4 separate regions of the Mus musculus genome follow, and regions 1, 3 and 4 are each linked to region 2. Evidence: chromatin loops called from intact Hi-C (ENCODE). Cell type or tissue: heart. All regions are shown on one strand.

Region 1 (5,000 bases), 48 kb before region 2:
CCATCCTGACTGAAGACCATGCTGTGCTACAGTGTTGTGTATTCCTGTGTCTGTCTCTCCCCCTTGACACAAAGTGTCACAAGTATTCTGGAGCTACAGCACCTGCATCAGTTCCCAGCATGTGACAGGCATCTTGTAAATGACTGGTGACTTAGTTAATGCACTTAAGCAGAGGTCAAAGGTTAGGTGCAGGATCCAGATTGGGAGAGCATTACAGTGTCCATGCAGGCCAGTTTTAACTGCAGTAACACTCTGTAACCATTTACCCCCAAATACCTGCTGACAACACCAGTGTTCATGTGTTTTCTTTTCTTTTTCTTTTTTTAAGATTTATTTATATATTATATGTAAGTACACTATAGCTGTCTTCAGAAACACAAGAAGAGGGCATCAGATCTCATTACGGACGTTTGTGAGCCACCATGTGGTTGCTGGAATTTGAACTCAGGACCTTCAGAAGAGCAGTCAGTGTTCTTAACCTCTGAGACATCTCTCCAGCCCATTCATGTGTTTTCGCCACTCATGAGACTGACATCTGGCTGGCTCTATAGGGCCATATAGCTCCATGCAGCTGCACATAGCTCCAGGCCATGTTCATGAATGTTCTAGCTATTTCTTCATTTTTCTTGGGCAAGTTGCTATTTGGGATTTGATTTTTCTCATGGTAGGTGACTCAAGTGGAAACACAGAATGGCCTTTCTTAAGCCCCATAGCCCATCACTCCATCCACATCCCAAAGGTAAGATGCATAGGTCCAATGCCTCTGAAGTAGAGAATATATTCCAACCATTCTTCTGTTCCAAGGTCACTGTGGATAAGTGAGAGTCAAGAGCTGAACAGCAATAAACTGCTTTGTCTTTGGACAAAGCTCAGGGTTTCCTTAATTCCTCCACCTGGAATCTCATGGGCAGAGGCTGCTGAGCCCCGAAATCACTTTTCTTTTGAGGTTTATGACAAGAAGTGGTAACTGACCTCAGTTGTCTCCATTGCTACCTACCGTCTTTTTAGAAGCACACCATACTAATGTGATGGACATTGTGGACTACATTTCCCAGCCTCCTCTGGAGTTGGGTGTGGCCAAGTGGCTCAGTTGTGGTCCATGGGAAGATGCAGAAATGCCCAACCATCTCCTGGTGACAGCCTTATGGGAAGCTGCTTGTCTCCCCTCCTTTATCCTTGCCCTGGGCTGAATGTAGATTCGCTTGGTGCGGTATCCCTAGCTGTGGCTATAAAGACAAAGACTGGCTGGTAAGGTGCCTTACTGTGTAATGATACTTGTTGTCAAGGCATACGACTGAACCTTGATCCCTGGGACCCACATAGAAGAAGAAAAAACCCAACTCCCGCAGGTTCTCTCGTGACTGCCACAGGTATACTGCGGCAAGAATGTACACACACCAAGTAAATAAAATGTAGCAAAAATTTAAAAACTTAACATGTACACACACCAAGTAAATAAAATGTAGCAAAAATTTAAAAACTTAACAATGAGGCTGACACTATATTTTAACATTTTTGTTACATTTATTTATTGTTGCATTTATATATTACACACACATGCACATGCACAGGCATATGCACACACACACCTATGCTATGGTACTGTGGTAAACATATGGGAGTCAGGGGACAACTTATAGGAGCTCATTCTCTGCTTCTACCACGTGGGTCCCTGGGATAGAACTCAGGTTGTTGGTATTGGCAACAAGCGCCTTTATCCACTGAGCCATCTCGATGTTCCCAACATAACACTTTAGGGGATGAGGAAGATCACAGTGGGGGAAAAACTGTCACACGAGCTCTTGGAGTTGGCCTGTGTGCCTGCCCAACCTAGATCAAAGTGTGAGAGTGGCCGAGTCCTCCTCTGAGCTGTGTTCTCACTTGCTTCTGGGTCCTAGCCTCAGCCCCTCTCAGTTGCTCTATCACCACTCCGTGGCATGCCTACTCCAGCCGCCACCACCTTTGGTCCATCCCCTGTCCCCACTCACTGAAGTGTGGCCTCAATCAAAAGTAATTAAGTAATTAAAAAACTACTTTTGATTTTTCCCTGGCTAAGTTGAGATGGGATGGATTAGGAGAACTCATGAATGGCAGTAAGTAGTCAAAGGAGTTCAAGAAGGGAAGCCTAAAGCACTCACATCTGTACTGTAGAGCCATCATGCACCACAGCGGCCACGCCCACCGAGTGCAGCAGCGGCAGTGGCCATGCGCAGGTGTGCACTACGGCAGATGTGACCAGGGCAGTCTGATGGGAGATTTTACCTGGGGGACTAGAAAATTTTATATCAGTGGATATAAAATTTAGAGCAATATTGACATCTTTCTGGGACATGATCTGGTCTGGAACTCGCTCTGTAGATCAGGCTGGCCTTAAAGAGATCTGCCTGCCTCTGCCTCCAAGTACTGGCATTAGAGGTGTGTCCCAATGTGCTCAGTAAAAATGATAAATCTTTAAAAATTACTTAAACATTTAAAAAATACATTTAACAAATCATGTGTGGGCCGTGACACACATGCAGAGGTCAGAGGACGGCTTTCGGGCGTCCTCTCCTTCCACGGTGGAGGACCTGGGATTGAACCCGCATCATCAGTCTTGGCTGCAAGTGCCTTTGCTTTGTGAGCCTCCTCGTTGGCCTGAGAATGGCAGTATTTAGAACATTGCAGTGACATACTCATGCCATTTTCTTTTTTCTTTTTTCACTGACACAGAAACAGAGGGAGCTGGCTCTTCCATAGGAAGCTTCCAGAGGGTCTGTTGTTAATAAGAAACCTTGTGATTCATCATTGGAAAATCAGAGTGGGTTGGGTGTTTTAGGGCCTGGCCTGAAGTAGCCAAATGCCAGCGCTCTGTGTCCTAGCAGAGGTGACTCACGCTATTGAGCAGTCAGTCACCTTGTAGAACTTCCAACTGGTGCAGCTTGGTGGCCTCTGCCTGGAGTCCTTTGCTCCAGGTTCCCCGGGCTGTTCCTCTCCAACCAGCTTTCCTGCCCTTTGTGACCTGGCTCCTGGCCACGCCAGTCCTTCCTTGGGAAAGAGCAGGAAAATTCCCCCATGCCCTGGAACCTCCCTCTTAATTTAATTCTGGGCTTAATTTAGAATGGCTTGTATCATTCCTAGGCTATTGCCAGGAATCTGGGGATGGGACCAACAAACAACCATGTCTCCATATTTCCTAGCATCCTGTGGCTATTTGATATTTGTAAATTCAAAGTCTCACAATTTCTTTTCAGTTTTCTTTCCCCACCTTCTTTCTTTTTGTCTGTACATGTGTGTGTGTGTATTTGTGTGTGTCAGTGGCATGTGTGTGTGAGTGTGAATGTATGTGTGTGTATGTGTAGGTCAGAAGTCAACCTCAGGCATTGTTCCTTAGGTTCTGTATGCCTTTATCCTTTTTTCAGAGTTATTTTTAATTATGTGTACTTGTGTGTATCTATGTGAGTGCATTTGTCTTCAAGTCCCCGAGGAGGCCAAAAATGTCAGATCCTCTGGAGTCAAAGTTGCGGGAGTTTGTGAGCCTTTTAACATGGATGCTGAGGACTGAGCTCAGGACCTCGGCAAGAGCAGCAAGTGCTTTTAACGGATGAACCAGCTCTCTAGCCCCTCACATCTGTTTCAAAAACAAATTAAAAAAATATTTATTAATTTTAGTGTGTGTGTGTCTAAGTGTCTGTCTCTGTGTATGTGTGTCTGTATATGTGTGTCGATGTGTCTGTGTGTGTCTCTGTTTGTGTCTATGTCTGTCTGAGAGTGTGTGTCTGTCTCTCTGTGTCTCTGTGTGTGTGTGTGTATGTGTGTCTATGTGTCTGTCTGTCTCTGTGTGTGTGTCTGTGTGTTGTGTGTCTGTGTTTGTGTGTGTGTGTGTGTATGTGTGTGTGTGCATGTGTGCAGTCACACAGGTGCCATACTGGACATGTGGAGGCCAAGGATAGCTTGTGGGAGATGACTCTCTTCTGTCATATAGATCTAAGGAATCAAACATAGGTTGGCAGACCGGTGGCAAGGGCCTTTACTCGCCAAGCCATTTCACTGGCCTCTGCCTTCTGTTTTGAGGCTGAGTCTCTCACTGGCCTGGGTTCACTGATTTGAGTAGGACTGTTGGCCAGTGAGCCCCAGGGATCCATCAGTCTCTGCCTCCCTAGTGCAGAGACTAAGATTCCACGCCATCTCACCCAGCTTTTTCTTTCCTTTGTAGAACAGGTCTTATGTAGCCCACACGGGCCCTGCAGATGCTGAGATTACATGCCCTGCGCACAGTTCCTCAATTATATAACATCCGTTGTTTCTGCAAGAAGGAAGGGAGGAAGGGAATATTAAATGAGTACCTACTAAGTGCCAAGTATTTCCCTCATTTTCTTTCTAATTTAGCTGCAAGATAATATGGTAAGTGATGATCATTTGATCAGAGACACAGGAAGTCAGAAGGGTCAGATGGGGATGGGTCCAGATGGCTGGGGAGGAGGCGATAAAGGGGATTAGGGTTCTGCTTTGACCAAGGACTTGGGATCCGGAGCATGGAAGCTTTCTTCCACACTATGCTTGCTGGAAACACCTACCTCCCCTCATGCAATGAGCTCACCCGTCCTTGGCACTGACCGCCTCTCAGCTCAGTCCTGGCTGGGCCAAGCTACCATTTCTACAGGAGGAATATAGCAATAACAGCAATCTCATTTTTCTCCTTAAAATAATACCCGTGTGTTCTGCCAAGAAGCAGGGAGCCTTCCTGTGGGAAGCCTGTTCCCCGGGGCCGAAGCAGCCAACAAAGGCAGCCCTCAGAGGACCTTTAACTCCTGGCTGCAGATCTTCCCCTGGGGGGGGGGTGCTCACCTTCAAGTCCCCATCCCAGGGCAAAGGGACGCTGTTGTCCTTCTCTGCTGTCCATTGCTGCTTCCCTCTCTTTGCATCTCTAGAACAAGGGAATCATCTGTAAGGAAAGGAGTAGTAGAACAGGAAGAATTTAATTTTTCTTCCTTCTCTCTCTCTCCCTTCCTTCTCTTTCTCCC
Region 2 (5,000 bases):
GTAGTGTGGTCTGGGGTATAAAGAAAGAAATGCTCCAGAAAAAGAAAAAGGTTCTCTTTGTCTAAATGGCCGTTCTCACCTTCTCAGTGAGACCACAGAGCATCTGAGTGCGAAGACTCCACCTTTAACCCCCAACTTCCATGCCAGTTAGCCACACTCTTCTCAAGAGAGCCTCTGGGCAATTTGTCTCTGCAACCAAGGCTCTTAAAGTCCTTGAAGTTTCCAGGGGTCCCTCCCACCTGTTGCCCGTCTCCACCCTCAGCTTCCCACACACCTGCTTCCTTCTCTCAATCCCTGGAGGCATTTTAGGAACCCTGGACATGGAGGCAGGAACCCAGGGTCCTCCATCCCCTGAGAGTTTGTCCCTAAAGGAGTTCCCATGTGTCTTTCCAGCTTGTGTATGTGCTGTGTTGGGTGACACCAGCCCAGGTGGCACTTCACATGGCTTGTTGACGGTCCAGTGGTTCTCAACCTTCCTAATGCTGTGACCCTTTCATATGGTTCCTCATGTGTGGTGACCCCCAGACATAAAATTACTTTCATTTCTACTTCATAACTGTAATTTTGCTAGTTATGAATCACAACTCAGATACCTGTGTTTTTTAAAATGGTTTTCAGCAACCCCTGTGAAAGGGTGGGTATACTTCAAAGGAGTCCGAGACCCACAAATTAAGAAACTCTGGTCTACGCTATACCTATACCTGGCTAGTGTCTCAGCCTCTGGAGGGTTAACATTGTTTCTTAGAGATTTCCTCCACCAGTTTGGAGCATCAGAGGCAAGGCCCTGTGAACTCTGCTGGCTGGACCCAGACACCAGGGGTCCAGAGAGGAGCAACAGGTACTAGGTGAATTTAAGCCCCAAGTTTGCCTGGGACAGCACACCTCACCTCTCCGGGCTAATCACCTGATTCAGTCCCACCCCCACCCACTGCCAGGTCTTCAGCAGCAAACGCTGTTCTAACTCTCTGGACATCTCTCGGAGCTTGAAGCACAGAGAAATTGAGAAACTTATACCAGCCCACATTAGAGGGAAAGGTTTCAGACCTAGGCAGCCTACACTGACTGTACCAGCCTACCTGCCTGGGAATTTTACTTTATTAAATTTATTTATTTGTAACTAGTGTGTATTTTTGTGTGTGCATATGTGCACATGCATAGCTATTTGCAGGTAGATGTCTTCTTTGATTGCTTTCTGCCTTTTATTTTTGAGACAGGGTCTCACTGTGTAGCCCTGGCTGTCCTAGAACTTGCTCTGTAGACCAGGCTGGCCTCGAACTCATAGAGATCCACCTGCCTCTGCCTCTCTAGTGCTGAGATTAAATGTGTGTACCACCATGCCCCACCCTCCACATTTTGAGGGGGAGGACAGGGGAGGAAGGTCTCCCACTGAACCTGGAGCTTTCTGTTTATTGGGCTAAACTGACGGTCAGCAATTCCTTAAGACCGACCTGGGTGCCCTGGAACTTTGAATAAAACTGTTTTTCTGAAAGGCAGAGTGGGCAGAGGTGGGACGAGGCTCCCATGACTACTTCTTATTAACCTGATGATGCTAAATGGAGACGGTACGGGAGAGAAAGCACTCACAGAAATGTCCACAAGACCAGCCTTGCGAGGCTCTGCATGAAGTGAGATGGAAGGAGCCCACAGGAGGGGTGGGCTGAAGGGAAGATGGGGCTGTCAGCTCCTTAGGAAACCCTTGGGGCCTGACCTGGCAAACTGTAACCAGATCCCTGTTGGGCTGTCCTCCTCACATCTGGCTCAGGGTCCCCATTGCAGGGAGGCCCCCTTGGCCCTTTGCCCTGGGAAGGGGTGGGCACCGGGTCACGGTGGGGTGGGTGGGGAGGTCAGAAAGGGCATGAGGCGGGGGCACAGCGGGGTGCTATGTGCTGGGAACATAGGCCTGGCACCCCGGTGCCCCAGCAGCTGCTGGCGTCTGTCAGCCCCCCCTAGGGGCACCACAAGGCCGCCACCTCTACATCTTCCTGACAGGTCCCTCTTCTGAGGCCAGGAAAAAACAACAGCCCCCTCCCACAGCAACCCATTTGTCAGCTGAAGGCCGGCCCTGCACCTTTAACCTTCTCAAAGTCAGCAGTTCCCTGTCAAGGCCCTGTGGGGCCAAGAGACAAAGATGGATGGAGGTGGCTGTTTGTAGAGGAAAGCTCTTGGCTGCAGCCAAGGGGAGTGGTCCGGAAGGGAGGGGCTCCTGGCTTCTGGTGGGGCTGGAGGTCGCCCAGGGAGGAAAAGGAAAGACACAAGTTCCAGGGGCCCTGGAGGGCCTCCAGCTGGGCCACACCTGAGCCATCCTACAGAATGCTGGGAATTTCCTCCAGTGCTCATGACAAACAGGCCTTCCTCGACCAGACAGGCCTGTTTCTGTGCTGGCCACCCCAGCCACCTGTGTGTGGAGATGCTGAAGGTCCAGGGAGGGGCTGGAGGTGGGAGGTCGCCATTTGGGGAATCTATTCTGGCTGTCCTTGGGCTCTGTGATCTCTGGAAAAAAATCATAGCTTTTCTCTGGTTTTCTCAGTGGTGAAATGAAACTGATACAGCTTCCTAGGGCTGTATGTGTGAGCGGAGACCTGAATGAAGCGAGAGGAGGCTGATGGAGAAGTCCAAGGCATAAGGAAAGCATAGGGCTTCTCTTTCCTTAACTACATGGAACCCCATCTGACCAAAAGATGCCCATCTTAGCCCCAAATTATCATCATCACCATCACCACCACCACCACCATTCCCTCTGTGTGTGTGTGGGGGGGGGGGGTGGGTAATGTGTGGATGAATGTGTGTGCATGTGGACGCCAACCTCTGGTGTCATTTCTCAGGATACCAGCTTGCCTTTTGAGCCAGGTCTCTCACTGACCTTCAGAAGCTCACAAGCTCAGCTAAGCTGACCAGACAGACAGCCCCAGGGATGGGAGTGCCTCTACCTCCCCAGCAGCTGGATTTGGAAGACATGCCTCGGCACTCAGCTTTGGACATGGGTTCTGGAATCAAACTTTGTGCTTGCCACTGTATGTACCGCACCCATGGGGTCATCTCCCCAGCTCCTAGACTCCTTCTTCTATGGCCACATAGCATACATCACACAAGCACGGTTTTGGGACTCAGGAGCGTGTGGGTTCAAATCCCTGCTCTACCATTAGTGAGAGGCACTGAGCAACTCATCCGATCACATGAGCTTCGTTTTTCCTTCCTGTAACATGGAAGTAAATTTCTTTCTTCTTCATCCACTTGCAGAGTGAGGTCGCATATAAACACTAAATGACAGCCCTACACATGATAGTGGCCTCTCGTCTTAGTCATTGTTCTGTTGCTGTGAAGAGACACCATGACCAAGGCAACTCTTGGAAAAGAAAGCATTCAACTGGAGAGTTCCTTATGGTTTCAGAGATTTAGTCTATTATCATCACGGCAGGGACCCTGGTGCTGGAGAAGTAGCTGAGACCTACATCCTGAGACAGAGATGGGTGGGGGGCAGGTTCTGGGTTTGGCTTGGGCTTCTGAAACCTCAAAGCCCACCTGCTGTGACACACTTCCTCCAGCAAGGCCACACCTCCTAACCCTTCTCAAGCAGTGCCTAAGTGTCTAAGCATTCAGATGGCCTATGGCACCGTTCTTATTCTTAAGGACGGTGCCAGATATGAAATGCTAAAGTGCCACATGAGAGAGCATCCGTGGTGAGCAGGCAGAGGCACTGTCCCCACTGTCCCTCCCCCCTCCAGCAACCTGAGGAGCTCTCCTAATCTCTTAGGGACCTTAGCTTGGGCCATATTGAAGTTTGTGGCTTTGACACTGAGAAGACTTCCTGGACTAGCCAGTTTGTGGAGCAGAGCCTGGGATTTTATTTAGAAATGTTTTGCTTTGTTTTGCTTTGCCTGTTTGTTGATTGGTTGATTTTTTTTTTTTTTTTTTTTTTGAGACAGGGTTTCTCTGTGTAGCCCTGGTTGTCCTGGAACTCACTCTGTAGACCAGGCTGGCCTTGAGCTCTGCCTCGCAGGTGCTTGGCTGACAATGTTTTTAACGTAGGCTAAAGCACTAGGGTGAAGAGGAAGAGAGGTGATTAGAAAGATAGACTTGGGCTGGAGAGATGGCTCAGTGGTTAAGAGCAACGACTGCTCTTCCGAAGGTCCTGAGTTCAAATCCCAGCAACCACATGGTGGCTCACAACCATCTGTGATGGGATCTGACGCCCTCTTCTGGTGCATCTGAGGACAGCTACAGTGCACTTAGATATAATAATAAATAAATCTTTAAAAAAAAAAAACAAGACAAGCTCTCTGATGTGGGCACCTGGAGAGAGAGAGAGGAGAGAGAGGAGAGAGAGGAGAGAGAGGGAGAGAGGGAGAGGGAGGGGGAGGGAGAGAGAGGGAGAGAGAGGGAGAGAGAGGGAGAGAGAGAGGGAGAGGGAGAGAGAGGGAGAGAGAGAGAGGTGTCAGACCTGGGGTTTAATGCATATTTTCTCTGTAGATGGGGTTTCAGGTAACATTCCTAGGGAACAGAGGGAGGGGAGAAAGGCTGTGAGTGTTGGGAATCCTGTGGTTCCCACTCCTCTGTTGGTGAGAGGCTCCCATGGGATTCCAGGGTGACAAGCATCTTCCTCTCTTCTTATGCCCACCCTCCAAACATCCCCTGCCTTTGTAGTCTGCATCAATGGAACACCATGACTGTAAGCATCCCCTCCCACAGCAGAGCATGTCAATCACACAAGCCAACACCTCCTAAGCCCGCCCTTCCACCACTACCCACCCTCCCCCAGAGGCAGGGTCTCACTGTGTAGCTCTGGCTGTCCTGGAGCTTGCTATGGAAGCCTGGCTGGCCTCGAACTCACAGAGATCCTTGTGCCTCTGCTTCTTGAGTGCTGGAATTAAAGGCAGGTGATACCACGTCCAGTTCCCAAGCAGGATCCTGAGGGACGGGAGGGACAGGAGTCGTCAATCTGAGAATGTTACACATGGCTGTGGTTAGGGCTACAAACCTGGGAAACTCAGATTACCAAAAGG
Region 3 (5,000 bases), 77 kb before region 2:
TTGCAAAACACAAGAAAATCAAGAAGGAAGACCAACGTGTGGATACTTCATTCCTCCTTAGAATTGGGAACAAAACACCCATGGAAGAAATTACAGAGACAAAGTTTGGAGCTAAGACGAAAGGATGAACCATATATAAACTACCACACTCAGGGATCCATCCCATAATCAGCCACCAAACACAGACACTATTGCATACGCCAGCAAGATTTTGCTGAAGGGACCCTGATATAGCTGTCTCCTGTGAAGCTTTGCCAGTGCCTGGCAAATACAGAAGTGGATGCTCACAGTCATCTATAGGATAGAATGCAGGGCCCCCAAAGGAGGAGCTAGAGAAAGTACCCAAGGAGCTGAAGGGGTTTGCAACCCTATAGGTGGAACAACAATATGAACTAACCAGTACCCCCAGAGCTCGTGTCTTTAGCTGCATATGTAGCAGAAGATGGCCTAGTCGGCCATCATTGGGAAGAGAGGCTCCTAGGTCTTGCAAACTTTATATGCCCCAGTACAGGGGAATGCCAGGGCCAAGAAGTGGGAGTGGGTGGGTAGGGGAGCAGGGCGGGGGTGGGGGAGGGTATAGGGATCTTTCAGGATAGCATTTAAAATGTAAATAAAGAAAATATCTAATAAAATAAAAAAATACTTATAGCTCTATCTATATGTACCTATAAGCCAGAAGAGGGCGTCAGATCCCATTACAGATGGTTATGAGCTACCATGTGGTTGCTGGGAATTGAACTCAGGACCTCTGGAAGAGCAGACAATTTAACCTCTGAGCCATCTCTCCAGTCCATAAGGACAACATTTAATTGGTGCTGGCTTACAGATCGGAGGTTCAGTCCATTATCATCCAGGCAGGAGCATGGCAGTGTCCCGCCAGATGTGGGCTGAGAGTTCTACCTTTTGTTCCAAAGGCAGATAGCAGAAGAATGACTTCCAGGCAGCTAGGATAAGGGTCTCAAAGCCCATGCTCACAGTGACACACCTGCTCGAATAAGGCCACACCTCCTAATCGTGCCACTCCCTGGGCCAAGCATATATAAACCACCACCATATTAGTAGTGAATAAACCCTTCATCCTTGTATTGGCTAGTTTTGTGTTAACTTGACACAGCTGGAGTTATCACAGAGAAAGGAGCTTCAGTTAAGGAAATGCCTCCATGAGCTCCAGCTGTAAGGCATTTTCTCAATTAGTGATCAAGGGGGAAAGGCCCCTTATGGGTGGGACCATCTCTGGGCTGGTAGTCTTGGGTTCTATAAGAGAGCAGGCTGAGCAAGCCAGGGGAAGCAAGCCAGTAAAGAACATCCCTCCATGGCCTCTGCATCAGCTCCTGCTCCCTGATCTGCTTGAGTGACTTCCTTTGGTGATGAACAGCAATGTGGAAGTGTAAGCTGAATAAACCCTTTCCTCCCCAACTTGCTTCTTGGTCATGATGTTTGTGGAGGAATAGAAACCCTGACTAAGATAACTCTCTAAATTGCCTTTCATGGAGGTGTATCAGAGCCACAGAAATGGAACTAGAACCGAAGGCTCCCATTAGATCCATCAGTGGTTCCATAAACAGCCCATATGACTTTGTTGATTTATTTGTTTGAGACAAAGTTTCACCTTGTAGCCTAGGCTGGTCTTGAACTCTTGGAGACCATCCTGTGCCAGCCTTCTAAGTACTGGGATTAAAGGCTTGTCTGATCACATCCATTTTTAATTTTTATTCTTTCTTTAGAAGCTAGATCTGGCTATGTAGTGTATCCCAAATTGTCTTAAAACTCACCATCCTCCTGCCTCAGCCAGCCTTCTGAATGCTGGGGCTACAGTGAACAGAACCCAACCAGGGTTTAACCGACATGATTTTAAAGATGGCACGTTAACAATTCACACACAGGGCTGAGGGTGGAGCTCAGTGGTAGAGCTCTTGCTTAGCATCTATTCGTTTGATTCCTGTTGGCACAAAATTAAAAAGAAAAAAAAGAAAAAAATTATGTTAGCATTGCTCAACTTCAAGTAATCAAGTTGAGTTATTTCATTGTAAGAACAAAACATTTACACAGGGAAATATTCTAGTTAAATATTGTCACTATGTTTATTTATTTTTTGCTTTCCCCACTCTCTTGAACACTACCACAGGCTCTGTTTGGGGGAATGAAACACTGTTTTTCTTTTTCTTTTTTTAAATTTTATTTATTTGTATGAGTGCTGTGCTGCATATGCATTCACCTGCCTGAAGAGGGCGTCAGATCCCCTCATAAATGGTTGTGAGCCACCATGTGGTTGCTGGGAATTGAACTCAAGACCTCTAGAAGAGCAGCCAGTGCTCTTAACCCCTGAGCCATCTCACCAGCCCCCACTGTTTTTCTTTTAAAGATTTGTTTTAATGTTTTATTATGTGTATGTAATATGTGTATGTCTGTGTGTGGGGTGCAGTACCTCTCCAGGCCAGAAGAGGGCATCAGATCCTCCTGGAGCCCTGCATGGGTGCTGGGAACTGAACTCACAGGGTTCTCCTGTAAGATTCCCAAGTCCTTTTAACTGTGGAGTCATCTCTCTTGCCCTTGAAACATCTTTTTGAAAGGACACTCTCAAGTGATATTTTGCTGTACTGGGTAGGGCCTGAACCCAGGGCCTTACATTTGTATGGGAAGCACTCAGGCTATATACCTGGACATTCCCCACCATTTAAAAAAATTGTGTTGTATGTTTCTTTGTTTTGAGATGGAGTCTCACTATATAGCCCTGTCGATCTGGAACTCACAATGTTGTCCAAACTGACCTGGAACTTGCTGAGACCCTCCTGTTATTCCTCCTGAGTGCTGAGGGCTGAGACCACAGACATGGACCACAATACCTGGCCGGAGATCATCTTCTACATCCATAGCACACCCGTCTGTTGACTGCTGGTTTGAGCAAGGAGAGGTGATTGCTGGGCCAGTGGAGGACTGAGAAAAGCAGAGAGAGGGTAGGGAAGGAAGTAGAGTTGGGGCAGGTCTGTGGAGAGGAAGGTGAGTGGACTCCTGAGCCCTGCCTCCCTGAAAGGCAGAGCTGTGTGTTTGAGCTGAGAGCGGGATGAACACCTGCGCTCTCTGGGCCATTGATCACAGCCAGTTTCCAGTCCTTGTCTCTGTCCCCAACTCCTTGGCTACCCACTGTCCGCGTGTGCGTCTGTCTGCAACATCACAACATCACAGTCGTTGCCCTTGATCTTGCCTGCTCTTCTGGCCAACTGAAATAATTAGAATGAAAATTTCAATTATAATGTCACCAGATGCTCTGTTAATAAGAGAGGTGAACATTCCGCCCCGCTGTCAGGAAGACAGGATCTTCCTGTGGAGCTAAGTCTTTGGAGGCCCGAAGGGCTGGAGGAGGAAGCAAGAGAGCAGGTTGGCTGAGGGGTCAGTTAAGGTTCTCCCGCTTCTCCATAGACAGCTCCCCCAGTGTTTTGAAGGTCTCGGACAATGTCCGCTGATGTCATCTTCCGCCCCTGCTGGTCTCTAATTCTCTCTGCTTCAAGAGGTGGGCCAGCTGGGGACTGGTGAGCCAGCAAGAGGATGTGGGAGGTGAAACGTTTGGAATTTGGTTCTGGAATTATTTTTGGAAGGTGCGGCAGTGGCTCCTGGGAGAGCCCTCCGCAGGCTGGGGGGTGGGGGTGGGGGAGGGGCGGGGTAGCCAGACGGAGAAGATGGAGAGAGGCAGCCAAGAACAGAGAGACTCTTGAGTCCTTCCCCTGTTGCTGAGGACGGGGCATTCAGCTATGGTGGCCTGAGAGTAGAGGTCCATGCTCACCCACAGACTTCCAAGCCTGCATCTCACTTGCTTCAGAAGATGGCTCCTTGTGAAGTGGGGGCGGGGGACGGGGGGGGGGGCGGGCCCTTTAAGTGCGGTGGAGGTTTCTAACTCACAGGTCAAGACTTAGGGTGCCGGAAGCTCATGGTCACACAAGACTTCCACTGAGTCACTGACTTCAGGCCCTTGTCTTTCCAATATAGAGGATGAAGTTCATAGACAAGGGGAGAGTGAATTCAGACAGGAACTTTATTATGGGATTCTAGGCAGGGTTTCAGATAAGGACAGCCATGGTGCCTGTGACAGAAGCAGGTCCTAGAAGTAAGACAGCACCAGGCTGCGGGGCCAGGAGCTTCCTTTCTTTCTTTTTTCTTTTTCTCTTTTGTTTTTAATGATTACACGCATTTATTTACATATTGGTGTGTGTGTCACAGAACATGTGTGGAGGCCAGAGGACAACTCACAGGAGTTGGTTCCCTTCCACCACGTGGGTCCCAGGGATCAAACTTAAGTGGTGGGGATTGAGAGCCAAGTGCCTTTACTTAAGGAAGTGTCTTGCTACCTGAGTCCTGGGGTTTGTTTGTTTGTTTGTTTGTTTAGGACTTATGGAAGAAACTGAGCTGAGGCAGAGGTGAGGGTCCTGCTAACCCAACCATGAGGTGCCCAGGTGTCTCTCAGTTTTAACCAATCTTCTAGTGCAACTTCCAGTCACAAACACAGGATCACACAGACAGACAAAGACACACAGACACACCCACCCAGAGACACAAACACACAGAACACACAAAACACACACACACACAAATACACAGAACACACAGACCCACACATGCAAACACCTGGACGCACATATATACACATACTCTCTCCAGCCCATGCCATGCCACCCCTCCCTCCTCAGGATGTCTTGAAGGAGCTGTCTACACTCATTGCTTCGGCTTCCCCGCTTGTCGTGGGTTCCTCACTCTCGCCCCAGGATTCCATGGGAAAGGATGTGGTAGTTTATGCTAGTTTTCTGATGCCACCTCGGAATACCACAGACAGGGTAGTTTATAAAGATTAAAGGTTTGGCCCGAGGAGATAGTTTGGTTAGTGAAGTGATCATTGCTCAAACATGAGAGCTTGGGTTGGAGTCCCCAGAACCAAGAAGTGACAGCACTGGTAACACTAGGCCTGCAGAGTCCTGCCAGGAGGACCCCTGAAGGCCCCTGGGCTGCCAGCG
Region 4 (5,000 bases), 67 kb before region 2:
CCCTTTCCACTTTGTCTGGAGCGAGTGGCTCACTGGTATCTTAGAGTCTTTGCTCAGTGTATGAGAAACACTGAGTCCCAGAATGAGCACCTGCAAGCCCTTCTATTCATCTATTAGCCCAGGGTGACCTTGAGCTTGTGATCCTGTTGCCTCAACACCTGAATGCTGGTTTTATGGGACACACCACCACACCTAAGTCCAGGACTGGGACACTGAATGTCTTCTAAGCCTTCTTCTCTTCTAGCTACCAGCCCCTCCCCTGCCGGTGTTGCAGAATATCTGATAAAAGTTAACACCCTTGCCTGGCTCAGCAGCTCCCACTCTCTCTCTCCTGATTGATCCCCCACCTCCAACCCTAATCATTGCACCCCAACTTCCACAATGTCACCCAGGGCACCTGCACATCTCATCTCCCTGGCCCTTGACTAAACTTTCCAGGGTCCTCAGCACAAACTCCCTGTTGCCTGAAATTACATCAGCTTTTTGACGAAACTTGAGTCAGATGTGTGTGTGTGTGTGTGAAATAATTCTCTCTTTTAAAAAATATCCATTTATTTTTATCTTGTGTACATGAATGTTTTGTCTGCATGCACGTCTGTGTATCACGTGTGTGCAGTACCTGTAGAGGCCTGAAGAGATTGTGAGCCACTATGTGGGTGCTGGGAACCAAACCTGGGCTGTTAGGAAGAATAACCACGGAGTCACCTCTCCAGCCCAGAAATGCTATTTTCTCTCTCTCTTTTAGAAAACAGAACAAAGAGTCTAGCAGAGCAGGCCTAGCCCTCAGATCCTCTGCCCCAGTGCTAGCAGACTCCCCATGGTGTGGGTGCATGTATATCCCTTCTCTTCCCTGCTTCTCTCTTCGCTCTGGGTCCATTCCTCTACACCCACCCACACCCCCTGACTTGCCTCTTTTATTTTAAAACATTAGTTTGTCTATTTGATGTTTGTCTGTAATTGTGTGTGCTTGAATGCAGAGCTCTGAGGGCAACTTGTGGAGTCAGATCTCTCCGTCTGTCATGTGGGTTCTGAGTTTAGAACTCAGGCTATTAGCTTTGGCCGCAAGCCCTTTCTCCCACTGAGCCATTTTAGTAGCCCTTACCTGCCTTTTGAAGCAGCGTCAATCTCTTCTGTGCCTGGTGCCTGATCCAAGGCCCGCCCCCCCAAACCCCCATTTTGGTTCTTTATTTACTGGGCTCTATGAACCTTGAGGGTAGGTAACACCTTTCATATCTCCTCTGTCTCTAGTCCCACACCCTCCACACAGGGTCAGGCACAAAGTAGGCATGAATGAGTGAATGAGTGAATGAATGAATGAACGAAATAAACACTGCAGCAGAAAAAAATCTTTTCCTTATTGTTTCTTGGCTAGATCTGGGGCAGAGCTCTGTGACCCCCCTAGCCTCAAACCAGAGCTCGGAACATCAGGTTTGGAGGTCCAGGTTCCTGGTTCCCCTAGCCCAAAGAGGACAATAAAGGCCTCCTCTGGAGAGCCGGGTCACTCCACCGGAGGACATTAAAACAAAACTGAATTAACTACTCTTCACATGGAACCCAGCTTCGTGAGTGTGCTAAGTGTCTTATTAAACAAACAACCCTAAAAGATAGACGCGCCCCGCTATCGTTTCTCATAGTAAGAGAAAAACCAAAGGCCCAGGGCTGGGGGCTTTGGGGGAAACCTGGCTCTTATTCTTTGGGGCCGGAGGTCACTGGAACAGCTGCTGCCTGGGGATCAAGCTCAAGGTTCTGGAGAGATGGAAAAACCTGGCCTGCCGCTTTTCCTCCGCGGCCCCTCAGCTGCTAACAGGAGCCAGCTGAGCGAACACAAACAGAGGCGCTGTGACCGGCCCAGATCCCAGCTTCCTCTGAAATTTCCAGCCTCCTTTTTCCTGTCGGATTCCAGACAGATGAAACTTTCCTGGCCCTGGCCTGTTCCTGGCAGCATCTCTCCTCTGAATCACCATAAATCAGGTCTGGGGGTGAGCAGTGGTTTTTTTTCCTGATTGACAAGCTGCTGCCTCGGTATAGCAGGATCTCGGCTTCATCGGCTAATAAAATAGGTCGGGGTGGGGTGGGGGGGGGGGGACGCGGGAGTGTTGACTAAGCCCTCCCCGACACAAGTCTGTTTAGGTATCCCTTTGTATTTGAAAGTTTTAAATCTGTCTATGATTATTATTTCATTGAGAAGGGCTGCGGATATATAGATATGGGCCTTTGGGGGGCTGCGGTGGTCGTAAGCAACACCATTGTTTGAGGGATCACATAGGAGGCCTGTACATTCCTTAAAGTCTCCATCATCCATGAGTCCCCAATTAATTTCAATACAAACACCGGATCTGGCCTCCTCTGTGTCTCTGTCTCTGCAGCCATAACACATGAGGTCATGCAGTTTTGGTTAACCAACCGGAGGTGCCTGATGGAGGTGGGGGGCTTCCAGCCCTCGGGAGGCTGGGGTATCTGCCCTGCCTGACTCCAGCAGGGCCGTTTATTGAAGCGAGGGGTCATGGGCACCCATACTCACTTCTTTGATGGCTTTTCCTCACCCCTGCCCCCTTCATCTCAAGCCACCCATCTGTCATAGTGCCACCCTGTGTTTTTGTTGTTTGTTTTGTAACAGGGTCTTGGAGTCTCCCAGGCTAGTCAAGGAAGGCCTTGTACTTCTGATCTTCCTGTCTTCTGTCCCTGGTTTTATGAAATGGGGGATTGAATTTAGGGCTTCATGCATGTCAGGCAAGCTACATGCTACCTCTTTTCCCCTTTAGTTTTAGGTAGGGACAGGGTCTCATGTATCCAAGAATGGGAATGGCTTCAGACTTGCTGTGTAGCTGAAGATGATCTTGAACTCTTGATCCTGCTGTGTCCATCTCTTGCGTGCTGGGATTATAGGCATGTACCACGCTACACCTGGTTGGCACTCCTGGGATCAAACCCAGTGCTCTGTTCAATCTACCCTCCCATCCCCCCTTCACCATCCCCTCTCCCCCTCCCCTCCCTCCTTTGCCCCTCTCTCCCATCCCTCTTCCTACCTTCCCCCTCTGTCCCCTCCCCTTCCTCCCCTTCCTTCCTTCCCTCTCCTCTCCCTCCTCCTGCCTACCATCCCCTCCCTCCCACTCCTTACCATCCCTCTCCCTAACAAACCCTTCCCTCACTTTTTTCTTTTTGACCCCTCCCCTAATCTTCCCTTTTAAGATAGGATCTCACTGTGTAGCCTAGCCTGGTCTCAAATTCAAGACCCTCCTCTCTCAGCCTCCTGGGTGCTGGGGTACAGGCATACACCATTACAGGCTTCCACCCTGTGGTTCTTTAAACTCTCCTCCCCTTTAGTACTCTTTGCATACGCAGCTCTGTCCACTTGGAGTGTCTTGTGGCCTTTTAATCTGTCTCCTTGTTTACAGCAGGAGCCTTCTTCCTCCAGGAAGGCTTTCTGCCTCATTTCATCCGGGGTTAGTTCCTGCTTCTACACAGCCTGTTGGTTCTCAGACAGCCATTCACATCAGAATCACCTGGAGGGTTTATGAAAGTGTTGACTGGTAGCCTGCTCCCACATTCTGCATTATCTGACTTGGACTGGGCTGGGCCTGCCAACGTGAATTTCTCGCAAGCTCTCAGGGGACTCCGATGCTACCACAGCCTCTGGCGTCATCCTCCTTGATATCATTTATCCTGCTGGCTTGCTACTACTCACTTATTTGTGTGCCTCTCCCTAGGGACAGCTGGGATTGTCTTTTTCCTCTCTAAGCCTATGGTTTGGACAGCTGTGTGCACAGTGAAGCTGCTCTCGCTGGAGGTTTGCTGATTAAATGAGTTGTAGATTCAGAGGAGGCTGGCTGACTGCCTAGCTTAGTAGAAGGCTGGAGGAGGCGCCTATCTCCCAGAGGAGGCTGTTGGGCAGGAGGGCTGGTTTTCGGGGACCACAGGATGGTGAGTGGGGATTGTCTTCATCAAGGGAAATGAGCACAACTCTCCCCTTCTGTGCACATCTCTAGGAAGAGATGGGAGGCCAGTGGTTCAGGTGCCAACAGGAGGAGGAGGGTATTGAACTGTCTTAGTTAAGGTTTTACTGCTGTGAACAGACACCATGACCAAGGCAACTCTTATAAGGGCAACATTTAATTAGGGCTGGCTTACAGGTTCAGAGGTTCAGCCCAGTATCATCAAGGTGGGAACCTGGCAGCATCCAGGGCAGGCATGGTGCAGGAAGAGCTGAGAGTTCTACATCTACATCTGAAGGCTGCTAGCAGAATACTGGCTTCCAGGCAGCTAGGATGAGGGCCTTAAAGCCCACACCCACAGTGACACACCTACTCCAACAGAGCCACACCTTGTAATAAAGCCACTCCCTGGACTGAGCATATACAAACCATCACATGAAATCCACCTGATTTTTCTCTCTGAGACCTGGGAAGGCTGGATGGTGAAAGAATACATGGCTGTTCTTTTCGTTCCATGGTGTGTGTGTGTATGTACATGCACATGTGTGTGTGCATATGTGTAGGCCAGAAGTCAATGGTGTGTGTTTTAATAATTCTCTATCTTTTATTTTCGGAGGCAAGGTCTCTTGTTTAATGTGGAGCTCACAGAGTCAGCCATACTTGCTGGCCAGCAAACCTTAGGGACCCTCTGGCCTCTGCCTCGTGGTGCTAGGATTATAGGTGAGCACTGTTCCATACACTCCCTCCTCCCCTGTTCAGCCTCCTGGTACCAAATGTTCTAGGCTCACAGCTCGGCCAGATCTTAATTTCCACCCAAAGTGTGAACTTCTTGAGGACACATCTGTCCAATAAAAATAACGACATGCAATTGTCTGATCTGAGCTCTTGCAGTGGCTCCAACTGACCAGATCATACAAAATGGAGTCATCCATCCCAAACTCTACACAATCAAACCAAGGATTTAAAGGAGGCAGATAGCTTCCAAAACAGATGGGCTCATTCCCCAAACAGGGGATTATAACTGATCTTGTTGACATCATAAGGAACTCACCTCTGGTTTAGCAGTTA

The links. Peaks named below come from ENCODE experiments on the same cell type or tissue, not always from the same donor. Only the 100,000 strongest peaks of a DNase experiment are listed, where the experiment ranks them.
Region 1: a loop joins it to region 2, with 2.9 times the contacts of the local background. A loop is called at or near these places in 9 of 42 quality-filtered maps.
Region 3: a loop joins it to region 2, with 4 times the contacts of the local background. A loop is called at or near these places in 24 of 42 quality-filtered maps.
Region 4: it touches region 2 in a loop (2.7-fold over the local background); 10 of 42 quality-filtered maps call a loop at or near these places.

The regions. Positions count from the first base shown.
Region 1 is chr11:101,846,605-101,851,604 of GRCm38, forward strand. No RefSeq gene overlaps it. Among named protein-coding and RNA genes, the nearest start is that of Meox1, 45 kb to the right of the region's middle. In heart, a CTCF peak has its summit at 2,930; DNase peaks (open chromatin) are centred at 2,987 and 4,677; H3K27ac peaks cover 328 bases.
Region 2 is chr11:101,895,007-101,900,006 of GRCm38, forward strand. No RefSeq gene overlaps it. Among named protein-coding and RNA genes, the nearest start is that of Meox1, 3.2 kb to the left of the region's middle. In heart, no CTCF peak of the experiment used is centred here; a DNase peak (open chromatin) is centred at 2,235; H3K27ac peaks cover 1,650 bases.
Region 3 is chr11:101,817,608-101,822,607 of GRCm38, forward strand. No RefSeq gene overlaps it. Among named protein-coding and RNA genes, the nearest start is that of Gm39392, 35 kb to the left of the region's middle. In heart, CTCF peaks have their summits at 2,434 (motif pointing right) and 3,450; a DNase peak (open chromatin) is centred at 3,484; H3K4me3 peaks cover 786 bases; H3K27ac peaks cover 2,037 bases.
Region 4 is chr11:101,828,472-101,833,471 of GRCm38, forward strand. No RefSeq gene overlaps it. Among named protein-coding and RNA genes, the nearest start is that of Gm39392, 46 kb to the left of the region's middle. In heart, no CTCF peak of the experiment used is centred here; DNase peaks (open chromatin) are centred at 1,900 and 3,730; H3K27ac peaks cover 3,045 bases.